Linked DNA regions of Mus musculus: region 1 is linked to region 2. A link is a contact called in ENCODE Hi-C or POLR2A ChIA-PET data. All regions are on one chromosome and are shown on one strand. The core of a region is the stretch at or near the end of the contact, and the rest is flanking DNA. Distances in the headings are between cores, read along the strand shown. Region 1 overlaps Nudcd3 (NudC domain containing 3). Region 2 overlaps Camk2b (calcium/calmodulin-dependent protein kinase II, beta).

Region 1 (5,687 bases), core at 3,088-5,587, 100 kb after region 2:
GAATGCCCGAGTCCTTGCTATAAGGCTAAGATATCAAATGTGAGCTTTTCTCCAGATAATGGTTGCTCAGATTAAGAATACGGCTGACTGTCCCCAGGAAAACCTGAAGACCAGGTGAAAAGGGCTCACAGGCAGACGCAAAGGCCGAAACAGCAAAGGCAACCACCCCCGGGGGACAAGATTCAGAAAAACAATCCTAATTTTCTTGTAGTCTCTGCTCTGTGCCTGGAGCTCAGACTGGCTGCAGGGAGGCCCTGCCCACTGCTGCTGTTACCTGCTTCCCCTTCATCACATGCTTGGGCACGGGCACCCTGACCTCCAGGTCGGTGTAGTCTTGCGACCAGATGTAGTTCTCACGGATGGCACCGTTGTAACTGTCAGGATTTTTCTGGAACTGCTCCTGAATCCTGAAAAAGAACAAGAACATTGAGATGCACCAGAGAAATGCAGAGCAGCTTCACGGTGCTAGTGTTATGTCCTGAGGAAATCACACACACACAGGATAGCTTGCTTTCTACCTCTGCTAAAGTCTCTTTGGGGGCAATTTCCTTTGTGACACTCATACATGGTCTCCAGGAAATCACAGTTCTGCTTGTTGTCAGTTCAGAACCAGGCCTGTTAAGTAAACAAAGAGGTTGGTTAAGAAGATCCCTGGCTCATGAGCACTGGGTATGTCTGATGAACTGCTAAGCAGAACTTGTCCTTTACAAATAGGCAAAAAAACAAAAAAACAAAAACAAAATAAAACAAAACAAAAAACCCTCCATCCTGCAGCTGTTTGACTTAATCCTAACCCAACACTAAGCCTCTCTTTCCCCCTAGTAAGTAAATCAAAGCCACAAGGACTGCATTAAAACTGCACATCATTAGTAAGAGGTAAGCAATGCATTTAATGAGATGGCCTTAAAAAAACCTAGTCAACCAAATCCTATTACTTATCTCCATTGCAAAACTAGCACAGGTTGTCTTAGTCAGGGCTTCTATTCCTGCACAAACATCATGACCAAGAAGCAAGTTGGGGAGGAAAGGATTTATTCAGCTTACACTTCCACACTGCTGTTCATCACCAAGGAAGTCAGGACTGGAATTCAAGCAGGTCAGAAAGCAGGAGCTGATGCAGAGGCCATGGAGGGATGTTCTTTACTGGCTTGCTTCCCCTGGCTTGCTCAGCCTGCTCTCTTATAGAACCAAGACTACCAGCCCAGAGATGGCACCATCCACAAGGGGCCTTTCCCCCTTGATCACTAATTGAGAAAATGCCTTACAGTTGGATCTCATGGAGGCATTTCCCCAACTGAAGCTCCTTTCTCTGTGATAACTCCAGCCTGTGTCAAGTTGACATAAAACTAGCTAGTACACAGGTACAAAAGGGCCTAGCCAGGAAGCAGATGTTGAAGATAAAATACAAAATCTGGCATAAAATTTAGCTATGTTCAATCATATAAATGCCTTAAAGATGAGTTTAGACTCACAAGTCACTAAGTGAGTTGAGGATCTAATTCACATATAAAAGCCTTTGTATAGAGAAGGTAGCAGAATATTCTCAAGTAGGTGTGGCTCAGCAGTCATCTTCCATGTCTGCTCACACAGCAGCAGACAGCCTGAGCAGGCAGGGAGTTCCACACACTGTAAAGTATGACTGCTTCTGCCCATTCCAGAAAGCACTAAGTTGCAAGGGCCTACAATTGCTTTGACACAGAAACAAGACCAAGATTGGATAAGGGTGAATAAAGAGGACACTGTTTTCTCACTCAAGTTTTAAGGATGTCTTGGGGCTGGAGACATGGCTCAGTGGTTAAAGAGCACTGGCTGCTTTTCCAGAGGTCCTGGGTTCAATTCCCAGCATCAACATGGCAGCTCACAACTGCTTATAACAACAGTTCCAAGGGATTCAACACCCTCACACAGATATATATATGCAGGCAAACACCAATGCACATAACATAAAAATTTTTAAAATCACTTTTAAAAAAGAATACTGGGGCTGGTGTGATGGCTAAGCGGTTAAGAGCACTGACTGCTCTTCCGAAGGTCCTGAGTTCAAATCCCAGCAACCACATGGTGGCTCACAACCATCCGTAGTGAGATCTGACGCCTTCTTCTGGAGTGTCTGAAGACAGCTACAGTGTGCTTACATATAATAATAAATAAAATCTTAAAAAAAAAAAAGAATTAAAAAAGAATACTTTTACCCATGGTATGTGTACTTTTGTGTCCTATATTTAAGAGACTGGGCCTCCAACATGGCCTGAAATCTGAGGGCTGGATAAGAGAAGGCTGCTGAAGGTAATTTGTGTTCTACCAAATTATATCCTTGAGTCAGTTATAATCAGGTCAATTAAGGTGGGCCCTCACCCACTATGACCATTGATCTTCAAGTGGAAACTTTGAACACACACTTATCTAGGAAAAGGATGTAAAGGCGACAATGAGAACAGGCAGAGATCAGAATGATGGAACAAGAACTGTGGGCCAGAAGGATCCTTCTTCCATATAGCTTCAGGAGTGAGAGCCAGCCCACACCTCATCTCAGGTATCTGTTGTTTAAGCTTTGATGTGACTGCACAAGCAAGATGGCTAAGAAATTCGCTTCCATCAGAGGCAATTTAAAACCTCAGCACTCAATACTGAGAAGATCAGGCAGTGAGCAATCAGCATGGACACAAACTGGGCGAGTACCTGAGGGGAGGCACTGTGCAGCACAGGGAACACAGGCACTGAAAGCCACAGAGGACGCCTGGCCTGATGACTTGACAAAAGACAGCAAGAGAAAGGCACCAAAACAAGGAAAACATAGAACAGTCAAGTATTTCAATTAGACTAGTGGTATGGAAAAACCTTTCAACACAGCAACAACAAAAAACCGAAGAGGTTGAAAGGGATATATAACTTCTATATATGGTATTGCCTCGGTTTTTATGAAGAGGAAATGAGCATACATGCATAAGCAGGTTTGATTTTTGTGGTAAGAGAGGATCTGACCTCTTTGCTTCCTTAGGTAATATCCAAATTCCCTACAATATGCAAACATTTCAGCCAAGAGAATAGCAACTACTTATACAAACACAGACAGGAGTGACAATGTACCTGTGGCCCCGGGGTTCCAGTCCCTAAAGTGCCCTGAAATGGAGTACAAAGAAACAAGTGCAGCCAACGGTGCAGGCCGGCCAGCCACCAATCTTCCACTGGGCCCTCCCATGGGAAACCCATTGGTAGTACAAGGCTCACACTGGTCATGGGCACACATGAATATGGAGTGGTATCTATGAAAATTAAAACAGCAACAACAACAGGGTAACAGTGGCTACCTCTACAGTTGGTAAGTAGGGAGAAAGAGATCCCTCTCCACTGAGAACCCTATCAATATTACCATGTTAAAATAGACAAAACTATGAAGACAAGAGAGAGCTGGTACCATATCGTGGTTCATAGCCACCTGTGACTCCAGTTCTATGGAATCCAACTTGCTCTTCTGACCACTGCAGTACATGGTGCCTTTACAAAGGCAAAACACTAGTGCACATAAAATAAATATTTTTAAAAGAATATGAAAATATACATACCTTCCCACATGAAATTAAAACCAAAATAGCCCTAGCACTTGACTAAGAGATCAGAGACTAAGAACAAAGAAGCCTGTAATAGGAAAAAGGCCTTGGATAGCGGCTCTTACATACATATCGGCTCCTCATGCAAAGATCAGTATGGCATATGAACTCAATTCCTCAGGACAAAGGCTGCAAGTCTCTCTGCCTGACCCCTTACCAGGTTCTCGAGCTCTGCATGCCCATTAGGGGCTATTTATTGCCTGGGACCTGCTAGTCTATCTTTCTACTATGTCCTTCCAGCATAGACCCCCAAGTCCCCTAGCATGGGCCTCTCAGCAGGCAGGAAAATTGCTCCTAAAACAGCCCTAGCAGGTTGCTGGTTGCTTTTTATAGCACTCTGAATCCACATTCTCTTTAAATAAAGTTGATTATTTCCAGCCAACAGTATGTAAAAATGTGTCCTGTCAAGTGCAGGTGGCTCTGAGCCCCACCCAGCAAATCCAAGGCCACCCCTGCAGCTGTGGGCCTGCAGCAGGAGGTGGGGGGTGGGGGGGATGAGCAGCAGAGCTCCAGCATCAGGGTGGGAGTGAGCCAGTGAGTCAGCAAGCAAGTCTCACTGAGCTCCCACTCTGTTCCTGATGAGCACGGGACAAGAAAGCTCTTGACAAAGAGAGAACACAGCCTCCGAATCCTGCTGGGCATTGTGGACCACAAGCTCTAACTCTCCTTGTAGACACAACAGTTTTGACTGCTAAACAGTTCCCACAGGCCTAGGCACCACAAAGTGGGGCAAGCCAGGAAACTAGAACCACCTGCAGTGAATGAGTGTGGCTGGTAATGTCACGAGGAACTATCACTGTCTCAGGGAATAGGAGCAAGCCTGGCCAGGAGCCCAACCTACTTTGTCAGCTTGAAGCCATCTCTTAAACCAAAAGGACCTCTGTCCTTCTGTTTGCCGCTTTCCAATGCTAGGGGCTGAGCTGTCACTGAACTAACCTCAAGCTTCTCCTCCAGTTTGTCTAGAAACAAACAGACAAACAGACAAAGGTTCAGACAAGCTGGGGTTTAGAGCAGCTCGTAGAACATATTCTACTAGTAAGTAAGTAAAGGAGACTAAACCCTTAACCCAGGGGTTTCTGTGCAAGATAGGATCCCAAACTCAATGGGTTATATGCACTGCCCTCATTTCTTTCCCAAGAAAGGATGAATACTGGAGGCATTTGCTACATGATGGGAGGGAGCTGGGGGACTGGCTTCCCAAGGTCACAACAGAGCAGAAGTGGAGCTCGGAGCTGCTAGGCCATCCCTCTCCCTAAGTAGGCAGAGCCATTCTTTGCTCCTCTTGAGATTAATACTGTCCACCCTATAAACAATTACCGTGATCCTGCATAATGTGATCAAAGTTCACTGACCCTATGCTTGGGTGACAATGTCCACCATCCTTGCCAGTCTCAGTCAACCCAGATATGATGAATCAGACCTCACCACACTCCTATGGCTGTACTGTCCATTTGGTCATCAGAAGAGAGAACATGTATGTGCTATGGTCTGAAAAATCTATGTCCTTCCAAACTTCATGTGTCCAGTCACCATGACAGCTTCAGAAAGAGGGGTTTAGAAAGGCTGGTGAAAGGGATGTGATGAGATGACTAATGTCCTTATTAAAAGGCCCTTAAAGGGACCCTTTACTTTTTCACCATGTGAAGACATAGAAAAAATTGTGTGTGAGGAGCATGCACATCAAACACTGAACCTACCAATGACTGGACAGTAAACTTCTAGCATCTGAAACTCAGAAACAGATTCTTGTTATAAACCAACCAGTCTATGGCATTTTGTTATACCAGCCTGAATAGGCTGAGACAAAGTGTATGCACACACACACAATACTTATGTGCATATGTGGGGCACATCTGTGGATGGACATGCCACAGGTATTAAGCAGAAGGTAGCCATTCTCTACAACTTTGTTCCCCACCCCCCTCTCTTTCCTCAACATCTTTCTGAGCTGTGACTTCAGCGAGGTATTAAAGATATTCAGTTAGTTATTAGAGTCCTCATTTCCCATTCTCCTTCTATAAAGGATCCTTCCTTCTCTTGTCAGCTCCTCCCTGGCAGTGCTCAGTTTCAACCTAGGAT
Region 2 (5,922 bases), core at 2,596-5,095:
TAATGACTCAGTCACAACACCAAGAGCAATGGGAAGATGGACTTAAAGTTCTAAAGTTCTGTTCTGAGAGGGACACGGTTTAAAGATTGAAAAGGCAAATTGCTACTGACCAGAAAACAGTGTTTGCAAAACATATATCTGGTGAAGAACTGGCTTCCAAAATAGGCAAAAAAACAAAAACAAAAACAAAAAATTTAAAAGCAAACAACACAAAGTGGGAAAACAAGCAAATGATCTAAACAGCTACCCAAGTGAAGAAGATTTTACAGATAGGAGATTGGTATATTAAAGGACTCCAAACATCCTTCATCATGAATTAAAGCAGCAAAGACATGCACTATTATGCACCTCCTAAGACGGCGGAGATCCAGGACCCTGGCATCTGGTGCAGGAGAGGCTGTGGAGCTACAGCAATGCAAACTGAGGGTGGGGACAGCCCCACCACTGAGGACAGTTTGGTGGTTTCCTAGAAAATTAAAACACCGGATCCAGCAGTTACACTCTCTAAGATGATGCACTCTGACTGCTTGCAAAGTTATAGATCCTGAACACAGATGCTGGAAGCCGCTCTAAGCAAACTGCCAAAGCTTACATGCCGCCAAGATATCCTTCCATATACATAGATGGAGGTTCATGTACTCCCACAGGGAACATATACATAGATGGAGGTTCATGTAAATCCACAGGGAACATATACATAGATGGAGGTTCATGTACTTCCACAGGGAACATATACATAGATGGAGGTTTGTGCACACAATGGAATGTTAGCCAAAACCAAACGAGCACCAAGTCATGGAAAGACGTTGAGGAACCTGATGAGGCTCCAAATGAAAGAACTCAGTCTGAAAGGCCACGCCCTGGATGGCTCCCTAGACGGTTCCCGTGCCCCAACTGCTGCAAATGATACTGGGATGGTAAACAAGGTGTCCAAGGTTTGGGGGAGGGATGTCTAAGGAGAGCCCAGAGGACACTCAGAGCAGTGACACTACATTGTATGGCAATGGTGGATATGTGTCATTACACATTTGTCCATAATCAAAGAACGCACAAGGTGACCTCTAATGTCAACTGTGAACTTTGGTTAAAAATGACATATCAGGGGCAGAACATGTGGCTCAGCAGCTAAGCACATCCTGTTCTTACATGGGACTAAAATCTGGTTCCCAGCACCCACATCCAGGGGTTTGCAACCTACCCTAACTCCTACTCTGGTGAAGTCGATGTCCTCTTCTGGCTTCCTCGGGCACTGGTCACATGTGGTGCTTACAAGTATACAGCAAAACATGAATACACATAAAATAAAAACAGAGAAAATGTTAGAAGAATACAGGGTGGGTAGGTGTTATTGTTAGAGTGTGGGATATACTCCTAAGCTTGTGAGTGTTGTGGTTAGAGTGTAGGATACCCTCTTAGGTTTGTGAGTGTTGTGGTTAGAGTGTGGAATACCGTCCTAGACTTGTGTGTGTTGTGGTTAGACTGTAGGATACCCTCTTAGGTTTGTGAGTGTTGTGGTTAGAGTGTGGAATACCGTCCTAGACTTGTGTGTGTTGTGGTTAGACTGTAGGATACCCTCTTAGGTTTGTGAGTGTTGTGGTTAGAGTGTGGAATACCGTCCTAGACTTGTGTGTGTTGTGGTTAGACTGTAGGATACCCTCTTAGGTTTGTGTGTGTTGTAGTTAGAGTGTGGAATACCGTCCTAGACTTGTGTGTGTTGTGGTTAGACTGTAGGATACCCTCTTAGGTTTGTGTGTGTTGTAGTTAGAGTGTGGAATACCGTCCTAGACTTGTGTGTGTTGTGGTTAGAGTGTAGGATACCCTCATAGGCTTGTGTGTGTTGTGGTTAGAGTGGGATATCCTCGCAGGCTTGTGTGTTGGACCACTTGGTCCCCAAGTAGTGGCTTTATGAGCTGGCAGTGCGACTTCAGGGCATGGGACTTGCAGTGGTTTGCTCTGTTTCCTGACTGTGGATGCGATGTGACCAGCTGCCTCCGCTCCTGCTGGCCTGCCTTCCCGGCACAGTAAGCTTTTTTCTTAAACTGGGAACCAAAATAAACGCTTCCTTCCGTAAGTTTCTTGTCAGTGTGTGGACACCGCAGAGAGAAAAGTTAGTAAGACAGGGGTGGAGAAGGGACAGATGGGAGCCCCGTGCCTGTAAGCATAAAACTACTCTAAAATGAGGCTCATTTAATAAAACAAAGCAAAGCACCAACAACAACAACAACAACAACAAAACCCTTTCCATTTTCTTCCCTGGGATGGAAGTGACATTGGGAGAAGCTGGGAAGATTCTGAGTTTGAGGCCAGCCTGGGCTACATAGTAAAAATCCGCCTCCAGATGAAATTATAAAGAAACAATGCCAAGACAGAGAAGGATTTTGAAAACCCAATGCAGAGACGCACCAGACATCAAACCACACTGGTGCACTGGCCACGCAGGGAAACACCCACACTTGAGTGACAAGGGCCCTCAGAGCATCAGGAGAAGATACTTCAGGGTGCTGGGGACACAGTATGACAATATGTGCCTTGCAGTGTCAGCACTTGGGGGAGATCTTGACTATGACCCCCTACCACAAGCATCCTCCTCTGCAGAAGGAGAGTGCAGGCAGGGGAGGTGGCAGCAGGAGGAAGAGGGGAGGGGAGGATCCGGGAGAAAGGGAGAGCAGAAGGGACTGTTGGGACTCAGTGGTGGAATCACACTGGCTGGCTTTCAGCTCTAGGGACAGGCCCCCAGGCTCAGCCACATCTCTGACATTCCTTAACTGCCCACATCAAGAGGCCTTTAGGCACATCCAAGGCTGACCAACCTCCAGGCTTAGTGCTTACAGGCATGCAGCCTGGGCCCTGGTCCCCATCCACAGGAGAGCTGAGACTGAGCCTAGGTCTGAGCCTGGGCCTGAGCCTGAGCCTGAGCCTGAGCCTGAGCCTGAGCCTGAGCCTGAGCCTGGGCCTGGGCCTGGGCCTGAGCCTGAGCCTGGGCCCTAGCCTGGGTGAGATGGCTTATCAGCATGCAGGCTATCAAGAACCTAAAAGACAGAAGCCTGTTCTTGTTTCCTTTCTTTGTTTTACAAACACAACCTTTGTTTGTTTTTTGTACTCTGCCCCTTTATCTATGTATCAGTTGGGGTTCTGGCTCTTTTCTTATTGGCCAATAGGTGCTCTTTATGTGAGGGAAGTCACCTCTTCAGCACCTTCAGCTTTGATGCTATGTGAATCTGCCATGGTCTCAGTGACATAGAAAGTACTTGAGAAAGATGGCTCAGAGCACTGTCCCCAAAACATTAGGGTGGGCACTCTGAGGACAAAACTACATCTTCTCTATGTCCCAAGAGTGCAAATGTGCAGCAGCCTCTACCTGTTAGGGGATACTGGCACTTAATTGTCACAGGGCCTGTGCCTCCCTGAGTCTGACCTTACAGATGGCAGACACACACGCACGCACACACACACACACACACACACACACACACACACACACACACACGCACACAGCTCCTGTCCTCACTAACTGCCCCTGCCCTGCCAGGGCTGCTGGTGATTCTCCACATCCTTAGGCTCCGCGGTGCTTACCTTCAGGACTCTCCAGTTGTAACCCCTTTGTTGGGATGCCTGGGAGCCAGACAAGGTCACCCCATTTTTTAAGAGAGGACGAAGGTGAGAGGGAGACTACAATGAAAAGGTTGGGAGGGGCCCCAGGCATGGCCCCTGTGTGTGGAAAACACAGGTGACCACCGGCACCCAGACTGTCTACACTATGCCTCCAGAAGGCACTTTGCCTAGCAACAGGCCTGACCATGCAGCGCTGGTCCAATCTCTCAACACCCCCTGCTGTGAATCCGGGGACTGATTGGGCATCTCTCCCCAGGCATCTGTCCATGCTGGTCTGTCCTTGTTGTCTGCCAGGCTGGGCAGGGCCAGAAAGGTGCAGCAGGCACAGAGGGCACTGGACTATTGATGGTTCTCTGCAGAGGGCAGCTTGTGTCCTCTGCCCAGAACTCTGTCTGCTTTGCATGCCAGGCACTCACTACAACCACAAAGTCCTCAAAGTGCTATCTTAACACCAGGTGCCATCCCAAAGAGCAGGCAGGTACCATAGCAACTCAGAAAGAAAGGTCTGACTACAACCAGGTGGGGTCTTCTTCTGAGCAGAATGGCTAGCTGAAGGAGGGCTCTTGGGTCGAGGCGCTACTGGCCTGGCAGGGTCAACTTCAAAACCACTGTGCTAAGACAGTCTAAGGATCTGGGAGCTGTGGAGCACCCTCACGGCCTGTCCTGGATGTTTGAGTTCTGGCTCCACCACACAATATATAAAAGGCCCTAAAGGAACACAAGATATCTCCAAATACAGAGGCGCCATCTAACCCCAGGGTAAGAGCATAGACAGGGATGGCGACGCATTGACACATCATACTGTACAGCGACTCCCTGCCTCAGCTTGACAACCTCAGACTCCTGTCTGTGGCCTTATAGCATGCTAGCAGGAAGGGGTCACCTTGGATAGCAGCCTGTGACATTGAGACATCTGTGGGACAGGAGCATGTGAATGTGTGCCAATGAGGAAGAAACTGTCCCAAATCGTGAGTTGACAGAACGTCGGCCCAGCGGTGGCTCCCACAGAAGGCCACTGACAGCCATCAGGCCACCCCTTCAAAGGTATCACTCCAGAGCCGGTCACATCCTCCTGGCAGAGGCTGTTGGTCACTGTGCCCAGGGAAGGGACAGCGGGGAAGTCACCATGCAGAGAGACGAGACAAGAATTGCATCAAACCCCAGAGGGTCTGAAATTACCTTTGAACAGAGTGACAGCCAAGGCCACATTAGCTCATGGAGGACAGGCAAGGAGACATGACATTCCTGGTCTGGAGAGGGTATCTCAAGAACGCTGGACACCAAGCAGTAGCTACACTTAGAACACGCAGCTTCCCAGATCAGAGGCTGCAGCAACTTTATCCTACAAGGCATTTATAGGTTAGAGTTTCTTGGCACTGGGGATCTCTTACACCGCCAGTCAATCTGATTTCACCCATCTTGCTCTGTTCTTAAGGACTCTACACTGCACCCAGATCTGTGTTCACCTCACTTGCCAGGCACCAGCCCATCCTGCAAGGACTCAGCAACAAGTCTCATGTGCAAAAAGTGGGTTTCCATATAAACAACAGAGGGTCTTAGGGACACTCATGGTTTATAGGTTGGAGACTGAAACCCACAGATGCAAGGCAGTCCAAGGCCAAACAGACCAGCAGCTCCTAACTTGTGTCCAGCAGAAGGGCACCTAACATGTCCATAAAAATGTCCTCTACACAGTGACATCCAAATTTGTATAATTCACATGGTGGATGAAACCCAAGAGTCCACTAAAGGATGAACCTAAAGTGTGTCCAGCCAGGCAATGGAATAGATTTAGGAAGGTGGTTCCTACCCACACTCCCACAGGAGTGCCCCTGGCAGACACTGTGTGGATTAGATGGCATGCAGAATAGTTTTGTCTCTACAAAGCCCTCAGGAGAGTGACGCCAGAGGCAGAAGGTAGAAGAGTGGTTGCCGGGATGGTGGATGATGGGGATTGGGCAAACACTGTAAACAGTGATTGTCTACAGCAGTGAAGCATTGCTGATGCCACTCAACTGCATCCGTGAGCGATGGAGATGCTAAGTGTTACATGTATTCTACCACAAGGAAGAAAGTTCCAGTGGTGTATGTGGCTGTGTCTCTGGGGATCTTTAAAAAATAATGAAAGAGCACTGGAGAGGTGGCTCACTGGTTAAGAGCACTGGCTGCTCTTCCAGAGGACCCGGCTTTGATTCCCCTCGCAACCATCTGTAACTCCACTTTTGGGGGATCCAATGTCTTCTTCTGACCCCTATGGGCACTGTACACAAATGGTGCACAGGCACACATGCAGTCAAAACACATACACAT

What was found. A loop is a pair of places that touch in the nucleus more often than their neighbours do. ChIA-PET counts read pairs that join two places held with the same protein, here RNA polymerase II (POLR2A).
Region 1: a map of regulatory T cell shows a loop between it and region 2 (2.1-fold over the local background). The contact joins two enhancer-like sites. A Hi-C loop is called at or near these places in 1 of 37 maps with a recorded cell type or tissue (regulatory T cell). POLR2A ChIA-PET finds 5 or more read pairs at or near these places in 1 of 5 experiments (embryonic stem cell).

Annotation. Positions count from the first base shown.
Region 1 is chr11:6,150,221-6,155,907 of GRCm38, forward strand. Nudcd3 (NudC domain containing 3) reads right to left here. Exons shown (of 6, transcript NM_173748.5): 3 at 275-407. Among named protein-coding and RNA genes, the nearest start is that of Nudcd3, 47 kb to the right of the region's middle. Within about 2 kb of position 4,338, at least 1 of the 3 ENCODE cell types and tissues checked has a DNase peak (open chromatin) inside an H3K27ac peak, as active enhancers do.
Region 2 is chr11:6,046,421-6,052,342 of GRCm38, forward strand. The region is part of intron 1 of Camk2b (calcium/calmodulin-dependent protein kinase II, beta); the gene reads right to left. Among named protein-coding and RNA genes, the nearest start is that of Camk2b, 16 kb to the right of the region's middle. Within about 2 kb of position 3,846, at least 1 of the 3 ENCODE cell types and tissues checked has a DNase peak (open chromatin) inside an H3K27ac peak, as active enhancers do.